4 separate regions of the Homo sapiens genome follow, and regions 1, 3 and 4 are each linked to region 2. The links are chromatin contacts, found by Hi-C or POLR2A ChIA-PET in ENCODE. All regions are on one chromosome and are shown on one strand. Each heading gives the region's core, a stretch centred on a gene start or an enhancer-like site at or near the end of the contact. The rest is flanking DNA. Distances are from core to core; before and after follow the strand shown. Region 1 has its middle 42 kb from the start of IDH2. Region 2 holds the start of AP3S2 (adaptor related protein complex 3 subunit sigma 2). Region 3 holds the start of KIF7 (kinesin family member 7). Region 4 holds the start of PEX11A (peroxisomal biogenesis factor 11 alpha).

What was found. Hi-C counts contacts between places; a loop is a spot of excess contacts on that map. ChIA-PET counts read pairs that join two places held with the same protein, here RNA polymerase II (POLR2A). Pooled maps may share reads with other maps.
Region 1: a pooled map shows a loop between it and region 2 (7-fold over the local background). The contact joins the enhancer-like site here to the promoter of AP3S2 in region 2. A Hi-C loop is called at or near these places in 1 of 168 maps with a recorded cell type or tissue (prostate gland), 1 of 37 single-sample maps with no recorded cell type and 12 of 50 pooled maps. POLR2A ChIA-PET finds 5 or more read pairs at or near these places in 3 of 52 experiments (CD8-positive, alpha-beta memory T cell, Panc1 and WTC11).
Region 3: a loop to region 2 is called in a map of chondrocyte, with 2.5 times the contacts of the local background. The contact joins the promoter of KIF7 here to the promoter of AP3S2 in region 2. A Hi-C loop is called at or near these places in 2 of 168 maps with a recorded cell type or tissue (PC-9 and chondrocyte) and 6 of 50 pooled maps. POLR2A ChIA-PET finds 5 or more read pairs at or near these places in 2 of 52 experiments (HEK293 and PC-9).
Region 4: a map of CD4-positive, alpha-beta memory T cell shows a loop between it and region 2 (31-fold over the local background). The contact joins the promoter of PEX11A here to the promoter of AP3S2 in region 2. A Hi-C loop is called at or near these places in 3 of 168 maps with a recorded cell type or tissue (CD4-positive, alpha-beta memory T cell and naive thymus-derived CD4-positive, alpha-beta T cell), 4 of 37 single-sample maps with no recorded cell type and 12 of 50 pooled maps. POLR2A ChIA-PET finds 5 or more read pairs at or near these places in 2 of 52 experiments (CD4-positive, alpha-beta T cell and activated T-cell).

The regions. Positions count from the first base shown.
Region 1 is chr15:90,141,977-90,147,536 of GRCh38, forward strand. No RefSeq gene overlaps it. Among named protein-coding and RNA genes, the nearest start is that of IDH2, 42 kb to the left of the region's middle. RefSeq lists enhancers at 1-15, 1,565-2,099. Within about 2 kb of position 1,380, at least 10 of the 41 ENCODE cell types and tissues checked have a DNase peak (open chromatin) inside an H3K27ac peak, as active enhancers do; they include Panc1 and prostate gland, where a contact is called at or near this core.
Region 2 is chr15:89,891,268-89,896,788 of GRCh38, forward strand. AP3S2 (adaptor related protein complex 3 subunit sigma 2) reads right to left here and starts at 2,727. Exons shown (of 6, transcript NM_005829.5): 1 at 2,614-2,727. The coding sequence starts at 2,682. All of the region lies in intron 5 of ARPIN-AP3S2 (ARPIN-AP3S2 readthrough), which reads right to left. ARPIN (actin related protein 2/3 complex inhibitor) reads right to left here. Exons shown (of 6, transcript NM_182616.4): 6 at 3,739-5,521. RefSeq lists enhancers at 1,016-1,765, 2,758-2,907, 3,262-4,009.
Region 3 is chr15:89,651,905-89,657,244 of GRCh38, forward strand. It overlaps KIF7 (kinesin family member 7), which reads right to left and starts at 3,563. Exons shown (of 19, transcript NM_198525.3): 1 at 3,495-3,563; 2 at 699-1,050. The coding sequence starts at 1,026. RefSeq lists silencers at 3,601-3,740, 4,174-4,468.
Region 4 is chr15:89,688,865-89,694,060 of GRCh38, forward strand. PEX11A (peroxisomal biogenesis factor 11 alpha) reads right to left here and starts at 1,890. Exons shown (of 3, transcript NM_003847.3): 1 at 1,713-1,890. The coding sequence starts at 1,768. It overlaps WDR93 (WD repeat domain 93), which reads left to right and starts at 1,947. Exons shown (of 17, transcript NM_020212.2): 1 at 1,947-1,993. RefSeq lists an enhancer at 1,725-1,814.

The DNA.
Region 1 (5,560 bases), core at 130-2,629, 250 kb after region 2:
TCTCCAGCAGTCTCCCCACCCCCACCCCTGCAGATTCCACAGGACCAAGGGCTTCCCTGGACAAGGGCCTGGTCCTTGGAGTCTAAGGCAAGACTCCAATCTCCACAGTTGCCCGAGCTCTCTTCCCTGTTTGGGACTTGGGAACGGGAAGATTTGGGAGGTGAAGAGCTGGGACTCCCTTTGGTGGAGAAAGCTTGGGTTTCAGCACTGACTTGGAGAGACCAAAACAAAGGGTTTTTGGCCAGGATAGAGTGATTCTCAGGAGGAAAGGCAGGAAAGCATTTCCCCATATTCAGGTAAGGAGAGAGAGAAAATTAACAAACTGTTGCTGTGGAGGGAGACAAACACCTTGATAAACTCAAGAAGCTGGTTACGGGGATCCCGGCAAACCCGCCGGCGCAGAGCACAGTAGTGGAGAGGCCCGGGGAATCCCAGCAAAAAACACCCCACCGGCTGGGCGCCGCGGCTCACACCTGTAATCCCGGCACTTTGGGAGGCTGAGGTGGGCAGATCACAAGGTCAAGAGTTCTAGACCAGTCTGGCCAACATGGTGAAACTCAGTCTCTACTAAAAATACAAAAATTAGCCGGGTGTGGTGGTGGGTGCCTGTAATCCCAGCTACTTGGGAGACTGAGGCAGGAGAATCTCTTGAACTAGGGAGGCAGAGGTTGCAGTGAGCTGAGATCACACCATTGCACTGCAGCCTGGGTGACAGAGCAAGGCTCCGTCTCAAAAAAAAAAAAAAAGACAAAAAGAAAAACACCCCACCAACCAGCAAACAAAACAACAAAAACCAAGGAGGAACGACCAGGAACAGTGTCTGTAGCCTCAAATGCCTTTATACCAGTGACGGTGACACCACACCGTGGGGCCCTGCCCCCAATCAACTGAAAAATGAGGCAGCGACAGTTGTGGGAAGCCATCAGTGGGAGGAGACCAAAAGACTAGAGTGGTTTTTTTCTGCTTTGTTGAAATACAATTGACAAATAAAAGTATACATATTAAAAGCATACAACGTGATGACTTGGTATATGGACACGTGAGATGATTATGACAATCAAGCTGATTGACACACTCATCACCTCCCATAGTTACCGTTGTTACCCATTTTTTTAAAAAAAACGAGAACACTTTAGAGGTACTCTCAAAAGATTGTTTTGTAAAGTTGTTTTTAAAGGTTGGGATCACCCAGACTCTAATTCAAGTGACCTTATGGGAGCCCGGGAAGACAGGATTGTAAGCAGGTAAAGGAAACCTCCACAATTCTGTTTCTTGGTGAGGAGAAAGCCTGTCTTGAAGGAGGTGTGGAGGAGGCGGGGGCCGGCAGCCAGTTGACGAACAGCCAGAAGGTGGCAGTGTCTACCTGGGGAGGGGCAGTGGGCTGAGCCCCTGGCTGGGGCGAGTCCTTTATCACACCACAGCCAGGGCCAGCTGTGTGCAGCCCCAGATTACTCCTTGACAAGACTCAGTCCCGCCAGGCCCTCCCCGCAGGCCTGTTTTTTATGCTGGTCTGGCCATGAGGTAAGGCTGGATAGGGACAAAGTGCCCGAGCATGACAGCTGCCCAGGCTGGGCCCAGTTGCACAGCTTGGGTGGCCCTAGCCTTCGAGCTCTAAATCGAGTCTCCTCCTACTCCTAGCCCATGGCAGTCGGGCCCCGGACATTCTCCTCACTGCTTCCAGGATTCTAGAGGGCTTTCCAGTGCCCCTGGCCCCAGTCCTGCAGTGTTGACCTCCTGAGTCCCTGCCTCTCACTTCCCGGTGATGTCCCTCTGCTCTGTGCCCATCCTAGAAAAAAAAAAAAAAAAAGCCCTCTTTCTATGCTTTCTTTTTTCTTTCTTTTCTTTCTTTCTTTTTTTTTTTTAATGAGACAGTCTTTTTCTGTCACCCAGACTGGAGTGCAGTGACGTGATCTCAGCTCACTGTAACCTCTGCCTCCCAGGTTCAAGCGATTCTCCTGTCTCAGCCTCCCGAGTAGCTGGGACTACAGACACCCGCCACCACACCCGGCTAATTTTTGTATTTCTGGTAGAGATGGGGTTTCACCATGTTGATCAGGCTGGTCTTGAACTTTTGACCTCGTGATCCACCCACCTTGGCCTCCCAAAGTGCTGGGATTACAGGCGTGAGCCACAACGCCCGGCTTTTTCGTATTTTTAATGGAGATGCGGTTTCACCATGTTGGCCAGGCTGGTCTCAAACTCCTGACCTCAGGTGACCCACCCGCCTCAGCCTCCCAAAGTGAAAGTGCTGGGATTACAGGTGTGAGCCACCGTGCCCGGCCTTTCTATGCTTTCTTGTCACATGAGCTACAGCTTTTACTGAAGGCTTGGGCAATAGAGGGGTGTACTGGGGTGTACTTAGTAGGAAAACAAACCATTTCAAAAAGAATAGTACAGATCCTGTTCTTAAAAGTCCTTTGAGGTCTGGCATGGTGGCTCATGCCTGTAATCCCAACACTTTGGGAGGCCAAGACAGGCAGATCACAAGGACAAGAGTTCGAGACCAGCCTGGCCAACATGGTGAAACCCCGTCTTTACTAAAAATTAAAGAATTAGCCGGGGGTGGTGGCATGCGCCCGTAGTCCCAGCTACTCAGGAGGCTGAGGCAGGAGAATTGCTTGAACCTGGGAGGCAGAAGCTGTAGTGAGCTGAGATCGCACCACTGTACTCCAGCCTGGGCCACAGAGCAAGACTCCATCACCAAAAAAAAAAAAAGAAAAGAAAAAAAAAAAGTCCTTCGAGGCTGGGTGCAGTGGCTCACTCCTGTGATCCCAACACTTTGGGAGGCTGAGGCGGGCGGATCACCTGAGGTTGGGAGTTCAAGACCAACATGACCAACATCGAGAAACTCCATCTTACTAAAAATACAAAATTAGCTGGGTGTGGCAGCACATGCCCGTAATCCGAGCTACTCGGGAGGCTGAGGTAGGAGAATCACTTGAACCCAGAGGCGGAGGTTGCAGTGAGCTGAGATCACGCCATTGCACTCCAGCCTGGGCAACAAGAGTCTCAAAAAAAAAAAAAAAGCCCTTTGGTCTCCCCGCCACTGTGAAATTCTCAGTGGACACATACCTCCCAGGCTCTGCCCTTGCCATTTTGTTTTCTCCCTCCCTCCTCCCTCCTTCACCCTTCATTTCTATGACCATCTTTCCATTTCTTCTTCTCTTTTGGGGTCCCTCGCCCCCAAGTTCCGGTTAACGTTCTCTGTAAAGCCGTTTGATTCCTCCTGTGTTTAAACATCTTCCTTCAACTATGTCCTTAGCACCTCCCCTTCCTCAACAAAAGTGGCTATCAAGATATTTTCCTAAACAAAAACCGGTCTCACCCTGCTAAATGCATTGGAAACTTACCACCTGGTGTATATATTGGCCTCCTGAGCAATTGATTAGTCTGAGTCCACAGCTGGGACCTGGCTCTCCTCTCCACCAGCTGCCAGGCGGAGGGCAGACCCAGGGCCCCAGGGGTGAATTTGTCAGGGCAAAGGCCTCTGTGGGCAGCCTCTTGGCAGCCTGCCAGTAGCCCCTTCTGGCAGCGTCCCACCTCTCCCGGCATCACAGATCAAGCCTCAGAAGAGCAGGGCCTAAGGAGAAAACCCGAGAGTGACGATGGCAAAGAGTGATCACAACACCCCAGGTGGGTGGACTCCGGGGGAACGCAGAGGTACTCGGGCCCAGAGCTGGTGGGAGAGGGGAGGTGATGGGAAACTGGACACCCAGAAAGTCCCACCAGCATGGAAATCCACTGGGGGGCTCAGCACCCCTGGAGAGGCACTGGGAGTTGGGAGGATCAAAGGAAAGACAGGGCTCTCACTGCCGGTGAATAGGACAAGCTGGGAAGGAAACAGACAATGCTTTCCAGGTTGGATTGCCAAGGCAGAGAGGCAAGAGAGGGGATGGAGAGAAGTCTTCAAAACTGCCATTCAAGGCCAGGCACAGTGGCTCTCCACCTGTAATCCCAACACTTTGGGAAGTTGAGGCAGGAGGATCGCTTGAGCCTAGGAGTTTGCGACCAGCCTGGGCAACATAGCAAGACCCCGTCTCTAAAAAAGTAGAAAACTTAGCAGGACATGGTGGTGTATGCCTATAGTCAGAGCTATTCAGAAGGCTGAGGTGAGAGGACTGTGTGAGCCCAGAACATCTAGGCTGCAGTGAGCTGACATCACACCACTACACTCATTCAGCCTGGACGACAAAGTGAGACCCTGTCACAAAAAAAGAAAAAAAAAAAAAACAGGCCAGGCATGGTTGCTCATGCTCATAATCCTAGCACTTTGGGAGTTTAAGGCAGGCAGATTGCCTGAGTTCAGTAGTTTGAGACCAGCCTGGCCAACATGGTGAAACCCGGTCTCTACTAAAAATACAAAAATTAGCCAGGCATGGTGGGGAGCACCTGTAATCCCAGCTACTCAGGAGGCTGAGGCATGAGAATCACTTGAACCTGGGAGGCGGAGGTTGCAGTGAGCTGAGATCGCACCACCGCACTCCAGCCTGGGTGAAAGAACTAGACTCCATTTCAAAACAAAACAAAAACCAAAAAACTGCTCTTCAATAAGCCCTTACCACGTGTCAGGCACTGAACACTGACAGCAGCTAACAATTACACTGACTTACTCCACACCAGGCTTGTTCTAAGCAGCTGCTGTCCAATAAACACATAATGCAAGCCACATAGGTAGTTTTGTTGTTGTTGTTAATGTTTGTTTTTGGGTTTTTTTTGAGATGGAGTTTCACTCTTGTTGCCCAGGCTGGAGTGCAATAGTGTGATCTTGGCTCACCGCAACCTCCGCCTCCCGGGTTCAAGTGACTCTCCTGCCTCAGCCTCCCGAGTAGCTGGGATTACAGGCATGTGCCACCATGCCCGGCTAATTTTGTATTTTTAGTGGAGATGGGGTTTCTCCATGTTGGTCAGGCTGGTCTCAAACTCCAGACCTCAGGTGATCCGCCCGCCTCGGCCTCCCAAAGTGCTAGGATTACAGGCGTGAGCCACTGCGCCTGGCCTAGTAGTTGTTTTTTAATTTATTAATTTACTTTTCACCATGGCAGAAAAGAGCGTAGTTTTAAAAACTCTAGTAGCTGCATTTTTAAAAGTAAAAACAAAAAACCCACTGGTGAAATTAATTGTAATAATATATTCTATTTAGACTGAGTGTGGTGGCTCACTCCTGTCCTCCCAGCAGTTTGGGAGGCTGAGGCAGGCAGATCACTTGAGGTCAGAAGTTCAAGACCAGCCTGGCCAATATGGGGAAAGCCCGTCTCTACCAAAAATACAAAAATTAGCCAGGCGTGATGGCATACGCCTGTAATCCCAGCTACTCAGGAGGCTGAGGCAGAAGAACCGGTTGAAGCCTGGAGGTGGAGGTTGCAGTGAGCCGAGATGGTGCCACTACACTCCAGCCTGGAGGTGGAGGTTGCAGTGAGCCGAGATGGTGCCACTACACTCCAGCCTGGGCAACAGAGTGAGACTCCATCTCAAAAACAAACAAACAAATAATATATTCTATGTATTACAATATATTCTATGTAACCCAATATAATCAATAATTAGGGAGTTATTTTACTTT
Region 2 (5,521 bases), core at 1,477-3,976:
AGGTCTTATAAAAATCCTATGATCCAAAGATACACGAATGGGCAATAAGCACATGAAAAGATGCTCAACATCATTAGTCATTTTGGAAACTGAAATCAAAACCACAATGAGCTGGGTGCGGTGGCTCACGCCTGTAATCCCTGCACTTTGGGAGGCCAAGACGGGCAGATTACTTGTGGTCAGGAGTTCGAGACCAGCCTGGCCAACACAGCGAAACCCCATCTCTACTAAAAATACAAAAATTAGCCAGGCATGGTCGTGGGCACCTGTAATCCTAGCTACTCAGGAGACTGAGGCAGGAGAATCACTTGAACCCGGGAGGCAGAGGTTACAGTGAACCGAGATCACGCCACTGCAGCCTGGGAGATAGAGTGAGATTCAGTCTCGGAGGGAAAAAAAAAAGCCACAGTGAGATACCACTTTACACCCACTAAAATGTCTTTAACCAAAAATAAATAAATAAATAACGAATGGCAGGGATGTGAAGAAACTGGAATCATTATACATTGCTGATGGAAATGTAAAATGGTGCAGCCACTTGGAAAATTTGTCAAATAGTTTGCAGTTTCTCAAAATGTTCACCACAGTTACCATATGATCCAGCAATTCTACTCCTAGGTATATAACCAAGAGAAATGAAGTCATAAGTCCACATAAAAACTTGCACAAGAATGTTCATAGCAGCATTAATTAGAAGAGCCAAAAAGCAGAAATATCAACTTATAAATTGACAATCAAAATATGGCATATCCATATAATGGAATATTATTCAGCAATAAAAGAAATGAAGAACATCAGATACATGCTACAACATGGATGAATCTTGAAAACATTATACTACATGAAACATGGCAGACACACAAAAAACCACTTATTTATGATTCCATTTATAGGCAACGGAATAGGCAAATTCCATTTGCCATTCTGGAACTGGCAAATTTAGAGGGAAAGAAACTCTCTGGGGCTGGGAGAGTCATGGAGAAATAGGGAGTGACTGCTAATGGGCAGAGGTTTCTTTTTGGGGTGATGAAAATGATCTAAAATTGATTGTGGTGATGGTTACACAGCTTCTGTGAACATGCTAAAAAACACTGAATTGTCCCCTTTAAATAAGTAAACTGGGGCCGGACACAGTGGCTCATGCCTGTAATCCCAGCACTTTGGGAGGCTGAGTCCGGTGGATTGCTTGAGCCCAGGAGTTCAAGACCAGCCTGGGCAACATAGAAAGACCCCGTCTCTATAAGTAAATAACATAAAATAAATAAGTAAACAGTATGGCATGTTAGTTTTATCTCAGTAACCCTGTTAGAAAAAAACTAGGGGGGAAATTTGCATACACACAAATGCAAATACAAATAGTTACGCTGAATACTCATATACATACATATATATATATACTTTTTTGTGTGTGTGTGTGATGGAGTCTCGCTCTTTCGCCCAGGCTGGAGTGCAGTGGCGCTATCTTGGCTCACTGCAAGCTCCGCCTCCCGGGCTCACGCCATTCTCCTGCCTCAGCCTCCTGAGTAGCTGGGACTTGGAGGTGCCCGCCACCGCGCTTGGCTAATTTTTTGTATTTTTAGTAGAGACGGGGTTTCACCGTGTTAGCCAGGATGGTCTCCATCTCCTGACCTCGTGATCCGCCCGCCTCGGCCTCCCAAAGTGCTGGGATTACAGGCGTGAGCCACCGCGCCCGGCCTGAATACTCATATTTTTACCTCGATGTAATCTACTTAATAAAATGTAATCTAGCTTTAAAAATCTTATGAAGGAGTAAAATTATTTTTTCATTTCTAATTGACAAAAGACAATAAAAGTCTGAAAAGGGTTTATTAACTTGTCAACAGACGCAAGAGTAGAAAAGGTGGAGCTGAAGCCTGAACACGTTTTCTGGCTCTTTCCCCTCTTCAGTTCCACCAGTCCCCCAATTATGTAACATTTTGAAACCCTGCCATGAAGAAATATAATCTTCGAAGACAGGAAGCAAATACTGATGTTTATGTGTTTGCAAAGGAACGTGTTGGGAAAATTCAAATTTACGTAATCACTTATTGAGCCCTTATGCGGCAGCATTTATAATTTCTCATCATTTTTCCACTTTTAAACTGATTTTCTTCAACCCTAAGAGTGAAGGGTATCTAGTCTCTGGAAAGTCCCAGCCAACACTGAAGCAAAATAATTCCAAAAAAAAAAGAACTTTTCCAGTTCTGGCTATAACAAAAACTTTCAGAAACTTAATATTTCTTCCTCATGAAACTGTGGTCAACAACCAAAAAGATGACAGAATGTGACTTCAATCACTCAAGTTCTCATCGAGGCACACTCCCCACTGTCGCTTCTATCTCGTTCCCAGAGACCCACGGGAAAATGTCACAAAATGGCACAGAAATGCCAGGATCAAGAAAAGGGTCAGCGAGAGCGGGGCAGTAGGGCGGGAGACAGAAGGCCTGGCACCAGCCTGCGCCTAGATTAAATGCTTAAGTAGGGCGAGGGTCATGCTCGGTGCAGGAGCCCCAGGTGACCAAAGAGCGGTGCCCCCGGGCGCCGAGAGGCCAAAGAGGAGGGAAGACATAGTGGGCGCCCTGAAGGGGCGTGGTGAAGCCGGGCCGCACTCACGAAACGCTGGTAGAAGCGGACTAGCCGTGGCTTCCCATGGTTGTTGAAAACCAGAATCGCCTGAATCATCTTTGCCAGCCACGGTTCTCTCAGCACCGGCTACTCCCAGAAAGCTCCTCCTTCCGCCACAACACGATCACTTCCGGTTGGTGCGCTGCTGAGAGCGGCACTCGGAAACTTGGCCCCGGCGCTCACGAGCCCTAGCACCCAAGGGTCCGGCCTCTCTGACGCCTTGGAGGGCAGGTGCGGATGCCGAGGAGAGTGGTCACCTCGGCCAGCGTTGGTTGGCCAGTCAGGATGCGAATCCGGATCTATGTCCCTCGCCCAGACCGACGGCTGGCCCCAGAAGCCGAAACGACCGTCAGCCGGGTTGCCAAAACGGAGAGGCGGCGGGAGCTTGCTTTTCTCACCGCCCGCTCCAAATCATGCACTCCCGCCATCCCCTTAGCGCTCGCAGAACGTTCCGCGGAGTGGAGACGCCGGTCATTCGGCCGTTCGTCGGTTATGGAACATTTCGTTCATTTTAATTTTTCAGTATTATAATGCTGCAGTGAATTACGTAGCTGTCTCTCCGTGCAGATGGGCTGTTCCTCTATGGTAGACGGTGAATGGTGGAATTAAGGAATTTTTAGTGCATTTCCATTTAAAATCCCAAATCGATCAAGTTCTTATTTTTGTTTGTTCTTTTAATGACCCAGTGTGGGTGAAGTGGAGCATGTCCGTATACTGCAGATGGAGCAGCGGATACAGATGCAAATCGATCCAGAGGACTGTTTGGCGATATGGATCAGAAGCCTTTAAAATATATAACAGTCCGGGCGCGGTGGCTCACGCCTGTAATCCCAGCACTTTGGGAGGCCGAGGCGGGCGGCTCACTTGAGGTCAGCAGTTCGAGACCAGCCTGGCCAACAAGGTGAAACCCCGCCTCTACTAAAATTACAAAAATTAGCCGGTTGTGGTGGCGCGCGCCTGTAGTCCCAGATACTTGGGAGACTGAGGCAGGAGAATGGCTTGAACCCGGGAGGCGGAGGTTGCAGTGAGCTGAGATCACACCACACTGCACTCCAGCCTGGGTGACAGATATATAACATATATATATATATATATAAAACATTAGACTCAGCGTTTCCAGCTCTAGAATTTATGATAAAATGATTGTGGATGTGTGAAAAGATTTAGCCTGAGGAACATACATTTCTGCCAGAGTATCTTCAGAACAGTAAAAAAAAGAAGAAAAAAATATATATCTCAGCAGTGTTATTACAGGGGAAAATGGGAAGAAAATTATTACAAAAATGAGAAATTGGTTAAGTGCATTGTTCTACATTGAATATGAGAAATATTAAATAGATAATAAAAATCATGCTGGGAAAGATTTATGATACGGAAGTGTTCATGACACCTGTTAAGCTAAAAGATTACACAAAGTATGTACAGGGACAACCCACTTTGCTCAAGATTGGAGGCAAATACACCAAAATATGAATCATGTATCTGATGGAATGGCAGAGTCAGGGTGTTTGATCTGTACAGGACCCTGGAACCACACTGCCCTGATTCAAAGCATGGTTCTGCGGACTGCCTGGGCACCCTGGGCAAGTTTCCCCATCTGTAGAAAAGGTGTAATATCAGTTTCCTAAACTGGAAAACTGGAAAATGAGTCTACTGACTTCAGACAGTTGTTATAAACACAAAGGGAGTTAGTATAATATTTGTAAGCACTTGGACAGTGCATGGCACATAACTGAGTACCACATAAGTGATTTAAAAACATCTTTGGGTGGTAGGATTATCAAGTTTTCCTTTTTTTCCTTCAAAGAAATATGTACTACTTTTGCAGCCAGAGTTCTGGGGTTTGCTTGTTTGTTTTTCAGAGATAGGGTCTTACCCAGGTTGGAGTGCAGTGGCACAGTCATACCTCACTGTAACCTCAAACTGCTGGCCTCAGGCAATCCTCCAGCCTCAGTCTCCCAAACCGCCACCACGCCTAGTCCAGTTTTTTGTTTGTTTGTTTGTTTGTTTGTTTGAGATGGAGTCTCACTCTGTTGCCCAGGCTGGAGTGCAGTGGCACAATCTTGGCTCACTGCAACCTCCGTCTCCCGGGTTCAAACAATTCTCCTGCTTCAGCCTCCCCAGTAGCTGGGATTACAGGCACATGCCACCATGCCCAGCAAATTTTTGTATTTTTAGTAGAGATGGGGTTTCACCACATTGGCCAGTCTGGTCTCAAACTCCTGACCTCAAGTGATTCACCCATCTCAGTCTCCCGAAGTGCTGGGATTACAGGCGTGAGCCACTGCGCCCGGCATGGCCCAGTTTTTAAATAAATAAAAACCAAAAGTCAGTTGCACTGAAACTTGACAAAATGTTTAAAATGTTGAGGAAGAATATCAAAGAAAATTCTGAAACAGAATTATGAAGAAGAACTAGCTCTGCCAACTATGAAAACCTACTTTGATGGTTCAAATTGTAATTATAGGAAGAATAACTGAAATATTATAAATAATTTAGGCATAAAATAATTTTAATATGTGATGTAGGAGTGGGAAGGAATTCAGTAAATACTATTAGGATAACTGGTTAGCAATTTGAAAATAAGTAGTTAGGTATAAAACCAGATAATAACCTAAACAGAAGAAAGCGAAATTGAATAAGATCCAAAAATCTGTATTAGCTTAGAAGCAATAAAAATCACAAAACATCAACAGATATATAAAGTTTTTTTATAAAAAGAATTATTTAATGGAAAAATCGTTGTTAAAATATGGCAAATGGTTATATTTAAAATGCAAATAACTGATAAACTAAAAAGATAACACTCCCCATCTCCCCAGTAGATAAATGGACGAAAGAACGAATAACAAAGGGAGAAATACAGCTAGGAAAAGGAAAAAATGTTTAAGCTCAC
Region 3 (5,340 bases), core at 2,313-4,812, 240 kb before region 2:
TGTACTACCATGTGAGTTTAGAGAGAGACAGCGACTGTCTGTAAGGAAGAAGGCCCTTCAATCTGCTGGTGCCTTCATCTTAAACTTCCCAGCCTCCAGAACTGTGAGGAATAAATTTCTCTTGAGGAGCCACCCAGTCTATGGTATTCTGTTATAGTGAAGGGAGCAGAGCAAGGCAGTAACCCGACAGAAAACAGCTTGTGTTACTTAAAAGGGGACACTTCCTTCAGTTGGCCCAAAGGATCTTTCTCGAAACTGCTCCAGAGCCTGGCTGAAGCACCCTGCAGCCCTGCTGTGCAGTATCCAAAGCAGCCTCTTCCAGGACACACGGCCCCCATTCCCAACTGCTCCAGCTAGAACAGATTCCTGACCTTCCCTAGCCAGCCTGACAACCTCTAGAGACACGCCACCTTCCCGTGCCCTTCCTCTGCTGAGGTCCCCAGAGCCAGGCAGCATGGCGCCATCTCTATGGAGGTGAGAAGGCCACTCACCTCCAACGACCCTTCCTTCCTGCCCTGCCTAGCCCACAGACATGGCTGGTCCCAGCCTGGGCCACAGATCCCTGTCTAGGAAATCGACTCTTCCTCCCCCAGCATCCCCACCTTCCACAGAACAGGCAGCAAGAGGACAAGGCAGAAATCCAGGAAGGAACTAAGGCTCCTTAAAGTGGGCACAGGGCCACGAACAGGGTCACTCACCCACACTGGCCTCCCCCATGGTGTATGTCTTCCCTGAGCCCGTCTGACCATAGGCAAAGACAGTGGCATTGAAGCCCTCGAAGAAGGCCTCAAGGAGGGGCTGAACGCAGGCCTGGTACACGGCCTCCTGCCCCGCATCCTCGGCCAGCACCACGTGGAAGCCAAAGTGTCGGTCACGGCCCAGAGTGACGCGGCCAAGCCCTGGCTCCACCTGCAGGCAGCTCTGATGCCCGTGCAGCAGCTCCTTGGGCAGCAGTGGTCGAACTCGCAGGGCAACCCGCACTGGGGCCTCCTCAGCCCCTGGCAGCCTCTGAGCCTCCAGCCCCATGCCGAGGGAGGACTGCTCTGGGCCCTGTGGAGAGAGAGAGAAGCCCTGGCCATCAGCACTTGTACTCCAGGAGCTGGACTCACCCTGCAGGGGACTCGAGCCAGATCCTGCAGCTCCTGACCTTGGAGGGATTGGGGGAGGGTGGTCAAAGTTCACAATATCCCCATGTCCAACCTGGTGCTCAAAAATTGCAAGGGCCATGATATATATAGTCCCCCACAGGAACATGTCATGGCTTCCGGCACTGGCGAAATGAGGCCCTAACTCCTGAACTCCAGTGTTTCAGCTGCACTCTTCCCTATGGCCCCTATGGCCCCATCTCCTAGAAGAACGCACACACACAGCACCACACCACACCAGGGAACTCCTGTCCCTAACACCCACTGGGTTTACCACAGTCTTTGTGTCAAGTCACTCACATCCCCTGCCCCACCTTCTTCAAAAAAGTCAACAGATCCTTCAAGACCAAGCTCTCACCACCAAATCCTGCCAATTCCATCTCCTAAATATCTCTCAAGTTCACCTGCTGCTTCCCATTCTGTTGCTAAAGCCCTGGTCCTGGCCACTGACATCGTGCCAGGATGACTTTGAGCAGCCTTCCCCCTGGCATCAGTCTCCCTGTCCCCTCCCGCAGGGCAACCAGGGACATCTTTCTTTTTCTTCTTGAGACAGGGTCTCTCTCTTTCACCCAGACTGGAGTACAGTGGCATGATCACTGCTTACTGTAGCCAAGGCTTCCCAGGTTCAAGTGATCCTCCCACCTCAGCCTTCAGAGTAGCCGGGACCACAGACATGTACCTGGCTAATTTTATTATTAGTATTAGTATTAGTATTAGTATTAGTATTAGTATTAGTATTTTGTAGAGACAGTCTGGCTATGTTGCCCAGGCTGGTCTTGAACTCCTGGGCTCAAGGGATCCTTCCAAAGTGCAGTGACTACAGGCATCAGCCACTGCGCCTCAGAGGCATCTCTCAAAATGCAAATGCAATTATTTCACTCCCTGCCTAACCCCAACTCCCCCAAAAAAAGGCTCTCCACTGCCCTTGGGATTCAAAATATTTTTGTTTTTGTTTTTGTTTTGTTTTGTTTTTTATTTGAGACGGAGTCTTGCTCTGTTGCCCAGGCTGGACTGCAGTGGCCCGATCTCCGCTCACTGCAAGCTCTGCCTCCTGGGTTCACACCATTCTCCTGCCTCAGCCTCCCAAGTAGCTGGGACTACAGGCGCCCGCCACCACGCCCGGCTAATTTTTTGTATTTTTCATAGAGACAGGGTTTCACCGTGTTAGCCAGGATGGTCTCGATCTCCTGACCTCGTGATCTGCCCGCCTCGGCCTCCCAAAGTGCTGGGATTCCAGGCGTAAGTCACCGTGCCCGGCCTGGGATTCAAAATATTAAGGGGAAAAAAAAAAAAGACAAGCCTTAAATCAGGCCCTGCCTCCCTGGACTACTCACTTCCCACACCCCAGGCCTTTCCTCGCCTCCTCTCTCTGCCTGCAACGGCTAGGTGTTACCCAAGCCTCCTCATCCCTCCCGGCTGAGGCTGCAGCCACCTTCTAATTCAGGGAGCCACGGAAGCTCCCCTCCTCTGTAACCCCACCACGACACGCACACAACCCCCAGTGCTGTTCCACCCGCCCGTGACCACTCCAACTGCAGGTTACTACCCGCTTCTCTCCCCGACCTCCCAGACCAGGAGCTGGAAGGCAGGGACCCTCTGGGTCCACTTTGCACTTTATCACCAGCGCCCAACACAAGGTCCCACGCTGCCCAACAGATAGTGATGGATAATCTTCATCCAGGGAACTTTCCCTGCCCTCCCTCCTCCTACCGCGTTCCTCACCCCCACCGCCAGCCCGGCACTTCATTCTTTACCCTTCAACCTCTCTCTCAGCACAGTAACCTTTCGTTAATTCAATCACCCAGCCCCTATTGGGCTCCCGACCCTGGGCACACAGCGGTAAACTCTGCCTCGCAATACCGTGTGGGCCTTCGCGCACCCCTCCGCGTGAGCGTTCCGAGCCCGGTGCAGTCCCGGCTTCCGCGCGCCCCTGCTCTCCGCACAGCGCTCCCGCTCCGAAGGTGCTCTGACAACCCCGCAGGCGCTATTCGGAGCCGGGGCAGGGCAGCTGGGGCTGGAGGCGGCGGGCGCGGGACGGAGCTCCATGAAAGTTGGAAGAAGTGATTACAAATCGGGACCCGACTCTCGCAGCCTTGGCGCTCGCCCCTCCACGCAGGCCCGGGATGCCGGCCTCAGCCCCCAGATGTCGGGAAGACGGCGCCGGCCAGTCCAAGGAAGAGCTTCCAGGAGGCTGGGGAGCAAGGGTGCCGGGCTCCTCATGCCGGGTCAGGTCTCCCAGGAGTGCCGGCTCCCAGGGCCACTAGGCCCAGGCCTGCGCGAGGAGGGAGCGCGCGCCTCCCTCCACCCACCCGGTCCTCGCCCCTAACCCGCTCTCCGGCCCACACTCACCTGCCTGGCTGCAAGCGCCGTCCCGGGCCAGGCAGTCAGGTTTCCATCCCCAGTGCGGCGCGCTCCGATGCCGTCATCGGGACCCCCGCCCCCCAAACCAGCCCCCCCCTCACCCGCAACTCCGCCCGCCGGGGCGCTCGGGGGCGGAGGCGCGAGCCGGTCGGCGTCGCGGAGTCGGCCCGCAGACAGGGCGGGCGGGGCCCGTGCTCAAGGGCTGGGCCTGGAGAGTGTGCAGCATCCTCATGATGGCATCGCCTTATTTTCTAGAATTTGTCTCCAAACTGGACTCCAGACCATCCTGTCCTCAGCCCCGAGTCACCTTCATCCCCGGTCTCTGTTTTCCACTCCCAGTCCCAAACCACGCCTCCTGCACGCCACTCACACAGCCGGCAGAAACTTTAATCTCCCCACGTTTAAAAAAGTTTTCTCAGTTATAAGACTCTCTTTTTCTCACATTTTAGCATTCCTAAAATTGAGTTCCATCTTACACTCATTGTCAAGGGAAACTTGGCACCAGGAGGGGCAGGAGAGGTGATCTGGGGGTGTCCACGGCAGCCTCAAAGAGATGGTTGGTGTCTTCACCTCTGAGACCTCTGATCCATTGTTTGCACTGGAAGCACCATGAATGGGTGAATTTTAAAATCTGAAAACATATTTGTCACTTAAAACGCCATTAGAAAAAGTAAACTCCAGTGTAGTTTCTAGTGAAATTTTATTATGTATATAGAAGATTACCTGTCATAGACAGGCAACATAATTAAAGGCCATAGAAATTGCCAGGCTCGTCAGATAGATCTATATTAGGAAACCCTCAGCCTCCAGTAACAGAAACCACAATTTGAAGTGGCTTGAACCATAAGGTCATGTGTTATCTCGGGGAACAGTGAAACCCAGAGGGATGAGGGCTCCTGGGCAGGTTGAGTCAGTGGCAACATTACCAAGGAGGTGGCCTTTTTAACTCTTTTTTTTTTTTTGCCATCAACTTCAGACACAAAACGTCCAGAGGAAGAAGACAGCAGTGTGTGGTGAAGCATGCCCTTTGGATCAAGAGCACTCCAAGCTGATTTCCTTCCCATTCCATGTACCACACAGCTTAGGCCTGTCCACCCCCAAACTAATCACTGTCAAGGGGATGGAACTACCATGATTGGCTTGCAATACCAGTGTGAGACAGCGTGGATATAGGAAAGTCATCCACAATCTCCACAACCACATCCTCGAAGCTTCATAGAGGAGAGGCTGGCCAACTGATTCGTGTATCACAAAGGACCATGATTCAGGTACCAAGCATCTATCTGTCAGATGCCAGGAGCTGTGCCATTTCCTCCAATAGACAATTCAATTAAGGAGAAACTAAAACCTCGAGCAATTGGAAAGAGCACATGAAACCCCAGTGTTCTTTGACATGCTGTAGAATGACACTGTTGTTCCCAAATATTCTAAATCAATTGGGGTCCTGAACAAGAACAACACAGAGCAGCCTGCCGCCGTGATGCCCAAAGAGAATCATTTTAGACCCTGAAAATGTGAAGAAGCTGAAAACTGAACTTGGATTTTCATATGTGTAAAATGTAATAAAAGGTGATGATGATTAATGAAACATCATGCTTTAAGAGGTACAATTCTGGGCCAGCCAAGGTGGCTCATGCCTGTAAACCCATCACTCTAGGAGGCTGAGGCAGGCAGATCCCTTCAGCCCAGGAGTTTGAGACCAACCTGGGCAATAGGGCAAAGCTGTTTCCACAAAAAATGCAAAACATAGGCAGGCGTAGTGGCATGGGCCTATAGTCCCAGCTACTTGGGAGGTTGAAGTAGGAAGATACACTGGCTTGAGCCTGGGAGGTGG
Region 4 (5,196 bases), core at 640-3,139, 200 kb before region 2:
ACCACAACGCCCAGCTAATTTTTGTATTTTTAGTAGAGACAGGGTTTCACCATGTTAGCCAGGATGGTCTCGATCTCCTGACTTTGTGATCCGCCCACCTCAGCCTCCCAAAGTGCTGGGATTACAGGTGTAAGCCACTGCACCCGGCCTAAATGATTATTTTTTTAACCAACTTCCTTGATAAACCCTGCAGGGTACATTCTAGGTACACTGGAATTACAGGTTTCTATTTAATGAAATTTCTATTTAATGAAGCTTGTATATAAAGTAACCATTTAAAAAACCTATCAAACTAATGAGAAAGCCAGTATAGCTTGGTAGTTAAGTGGGCACTGGAGTCATTTGCGTGGATGTGAATCCCTCAGTTCTGCCATTGTAGTACCTATTAACCTCTTTCTGCTTCAGTTTCTCCATCTGAAGTGGGTAAAATATTTAGAGTATCTACCTCATAGGGTTGTGATGAGGGTTATATAAGTTCATAGTTGCAAAACACTGGGAACAATAGCTGTCATAAAGATGGCTTCCAAAAGCCTCATTATTGGGGCCATTCTAATTGATCTGTTTGTATCAGCACTTGCACACCCAGAAGAGAATGCAGAGCTGTTAAATAAAACTGCAACTGTAAATATTTTTTCATTAAGCAAGAATCAACCAAATCTCTAAAACATCATGAACTAGTACTGTATTCGTATTAAAGATACAATCTCTCAGTTCTTTTCGTTTCTTATGGAACCAAAAGAAAAAGAGACACAATCTCTGTTTAATATTTTCAGTAGCACAGCATGAACCTTAGAGGTGCAGTTAGTTCTTTCTGAGCTTCTCCCCACTGTATTTCCCCCCAATCCAGTTGGTGTGGTCTCATCCCCGCTATATTTTGTTTTACAATTTACAAAACTATTCCACATGCAGTATCTCAATGATACAGCCTGGGTAATAATGGAAGAGAACTTCTGTCTCTCCTCAAACATTTCAAGAGGTATTTGAGACCGGGCGCGGTGGCTCGCACCTGTAATCCCAGCACTTTGGGAAGCCGAGGTGGACAGATCACCTGAGGTCAGGAGTTCGAGACCAGCCTGGCCAACATGGCGAAACCCCCGTCTCTACTAAAAATACAAAAAGTAGCCGGGCGTGGTAGTGCACGCCTGTAATCCCAGCTACTCAGGAGGCTGAGGCAGGAGAATCGCTTGAACCCGGGAGGCAGAGGTTGCAGTGGGCCGAGACCGCGCCACTGCCTGGGCGACAGAGCGAGACTCCGTCTCAAAAGAAAAAAAAAAGAGAGATATTTGAAGTCACACCAAGTGGTTTGCTTCCCTAGCCACAAATACTAATCCAAAGTTTCTCTTTAAAGGAGATCCCTCGGAAGAATGTTGAGTGGAGAGAACCAATCTTTCTGTGCCCGGAGAGCAAAGTTAGGAGGGGAGGAGGATCTGTCAGCCGGTGTCCCGTCGTCGGCGGTCTCGAGGCGGCTAGGGTGCCAGGCACTGGGGCTTTCGTGCACGGGGCTAGGACGGGACGCGGGTGCGTTGGGCCCACTCACGTTGAATTTAGGGTAAGGAGGGGCTCGGATACTAAACTCCCTCCGTAGGAGCTGGCAACGTCCTTCCTGCTTCCATCTACTAGGCTATCACCTCCTTTTTCCCGGGTGCAGGGGAATAGGCACGGGAGCCGAGTTAGGGCGAGAAAGGGGCGGAGGCCGCTGGCACCTGACTCACCTGAAGAGTCGGTCCCGGCCCTGGGTCTGGTTGGTGAAGCGGGTGAAGGCGTCCATGGCTTCTAGCCCAAAGGCCACGAGTCGCACGGGGCTCAGGCGTGGGTCCTCTGGGGCCCGTCGGATCCCCAGGGAACGGTCAGTCCCAGGTTATCCGCTGAGGGGGAGGGGCTGAGTCTCTCCGCCCCAGAGGGGGCGGGCACACTTTCTGTAGAGCAACTTCGCGGACTTCCGGTTCAAGCCGGAAGTTGTGGTTACCAAGGCGACGCAACGCCGCCCGGCCAGGTGAGCAAAACTGATCTTACCTTTGGATGCCGGGGCTCCCCTCGAGTCCCAGGACTCCCCTTTACCTGTAGAGTCTCCTAGAGGAAAGTCTGAGGGGGTCCGTCTCCCCAGACTCGGGCGTTTCCGGATGCCTGACGCCTCCCCGCAGATCTCAGGTTCTCAGGAACCCGGGGTGATATCCCGAATGGTCTCTCCAGCCTCAGAACTCCCCTGAGCTCTTGCTTGGGACGGTGGGGCCTAATCATTTCCCAGCGCCGTGCCTCTTTCCCTTGAGCTACACCAGCTCTATGTCTGGTGAAGGAAGTGGTTAGGTCAGAGATAAGCCAATTTCACAGTGTGAACCTAGCATGGGAGGCGGATGAAGTGAGAAAATGTTCTGCTTGGATTATTGAACATTGAAAGAAGATTGTTACCTGAGGAAATCCTAAAAGAGTCATTATGAGCAAAGTGAAGCAAAAATAGATTGCAATGAAATTGCACCGCTGAACATTCGTTCTGTGCGGCTTGAAGAAAAGGAGCCTTACCCACTCCGTGGCAGTAATTTTATAAAATGTACCCTCTATAACCACAAAATAAGGTCGGCCGGTGCTGTGGCTTACGCCTGTAATCCCAACACTTTGGGAGCCGAGGTGGGCGGATCACCTGCGATCAGGAGTTGGAGACCAGCCTGGCCAACAGGGTGAAACCCCGTCTCTACTAAAAATACAAAAAAAGTAGCCGGGCGTGGTGGTGGGCGCCTGTAATCCCAGCTACTCGGGAGGCTGAGGCAGGAGAATCGCTGGAACCCAGGAGGCGGAGGTGGCAGTGAGCCGAGATTGTGCCACTGCTTTCCAGCCTGGGCGACAGAGCGAGACGCTGTCTCAAAAAAATAAAATAAAATAAAATAAGGTGAACATTTTCGTAATCTTTATTCCCTTGGTCAGGCCAGCTCCTAACATTTGCAGGCCCTGGGTAAGAGTACAAATGGAGTCCAGCACACCGTATGTTTAAATATTTTAGTTATAAATCAAGCAACAAATTGTAAAGTAAAATATAGTCTGTTTTCCTACATTGACAAATAGACCCTCATAATGATGTAGAAGGCCAGGTTCATCTTCAGAATCCCTAGACTCCTTAGAATACCTGGAAACACAGCTGGAATATGGCAGTGTGGGGAGAAATGGCTCCCAGTCTTTTCCCACTTCCCTTTCTTTTCTGGTTTCTGGTGCCCACCTGCATTCCCTGCCAGGAGCCTTGTATACCATCCTGATACTCCAAGCCACATCCAACGTCTGCCCGTACCTCTGCAAGCAGCCATGCCTTTGCCACCTTTTCAGATCGAGGAGTGCTCACATTAGCAGCTGGGTCTGCCCTCAGGTGAAAGCTGAGAAGGGCTCATGCAGGCCATGGTGTCATTTGGGCAGTAAATTCCAGGGGTATTGGTACCCTGAACATGGTCTAGACTCCAGAAGAGGGAAACTAGGCTTTGGGTGAGCATATCTCCTTGGCCCCATGGGTTACTCATTTTTTGTAGAGGAAAGAGCCTCGAAGAGAGCCAGAAGTTTTCTCTAAATACGTGGCCCAGGTCAGGGCAATTCTGCAAGCAATGAGAATTTATTGAGTCCTGGCCATATACCAACCACTGTGCTAAACTCTAGTCGTAGGGTAATAGGTTAACAAGGAACACAGTAAACTGATAAGTACAACACAGAGATATGTTAGATGATAGAGGTGAGCACAGGGTGCTTCTAAACACAGATGTGTATCATCTGTTTTTTGTTTTTGTTTTTGAGACAGAGTTTTGCTCTTATTGCCCAGGCTGGAGTGCAATGGCGCAATGTCAGCTCACTGCACCCTTCGTCTCCCGGGTTCAAGCGATTCTCCTGCTTCAGCCTCCTGAGCTGGGATTACAGGCATGCGCCACCACGCATGGCTGATTTTTTATATTTTTAGTAGAGATGGTGTTTCACCATGCTGGTCAGGCTGGTCTGGAACTCCTGACCTCAGGTGATCCACCTACCTCGAGCTCCCAAAGTTCTGGGATTACAGGTGTGAGCCACCACGCCTGGCCTCATCTGTTTTTTATACCTACAATTCTGCCTTTTTCACAATATCATATAAATTGAATCATATAGTATGTAGCGTTTTCTTTTCTTTTCTGATTTATTTTACTTAGCATAATGCATTTGAGATTATCTATGTTGTGCACATCAGTAGTTTGTAATTTTTTATTCCACAATGTGAATGTATTATAATTCATTATCCATTCACCCACTGAAGTACATTTGTGTTGTCTCTAATTTGAAGCCATTATAAATAAAGCTGCTATAAATATTTAAGTACAGATTTTGATGTGAAACATAAGTTTTAATTTTCCTACTGTAATATGCAGGAATGTGATTGCTGAAACATATGGTATGTTTAACTTTGTAAGAAACTGCCAAACTGTTTTCCAAAGTGGCTATCCTATTTTGTATTACCACTGACAATGCGTGAGAGCTTATCTGTTTGCCTGTTGGTGGACATTGGGTTGTTTCCACTTTGGGGCTCCTACAAATAAAGTTGTAATGACTGTTCGTGTACAAGTCTTTGTATGGACATATGTTTTCAGTTCCCTTCTACCACTCCTAAGAGTGGAATGACTGGATATGATGGTAGATAATGTGTTTAACTGTCCTGCAGGGGACAGGCCTATGCAAACCTACCCCTAAAAGTCTGAGAAAGCTGAGAGGCCAAAGCAAGAGGCTGACATACCCAGTTTCTCAGAAACAAACATTTAATAAATAAATACAATTTAAACAAACAAACAGAAGCCATGTCTCAGGAGCAAGACAAGATGGTGGATCCCTGCCATTATCCACCAGACCCAGGGTTTCTGTGCTATAGAGAAAGGTGCTTCAGAAGGAATGTGTAAGATAATTGCTTAAGGACAGAATTTATGGCAAGAATGATAACATCAAGGTTGTTTTGACCTAAGGGCAATATTTACAGTAAGTGGTGCTCTTACACAAGGAATGAGTCAAATGGAAATCTTAGAGGTTTTTCTGGAACTGGGGATAATCAGAAGTTAACATGGAGGATTAGCATCTAAGATGGAGTTGCTTTGGCCTCCACATTAGCGTTTTAAGAAATTGCCAAACTGTTTTCCAAACCAGTTGTACTATTTTGGTTTCCCAATAGTGTGTATGAGCATTCTTATTGTACATCTTCAACAACACTTTCAT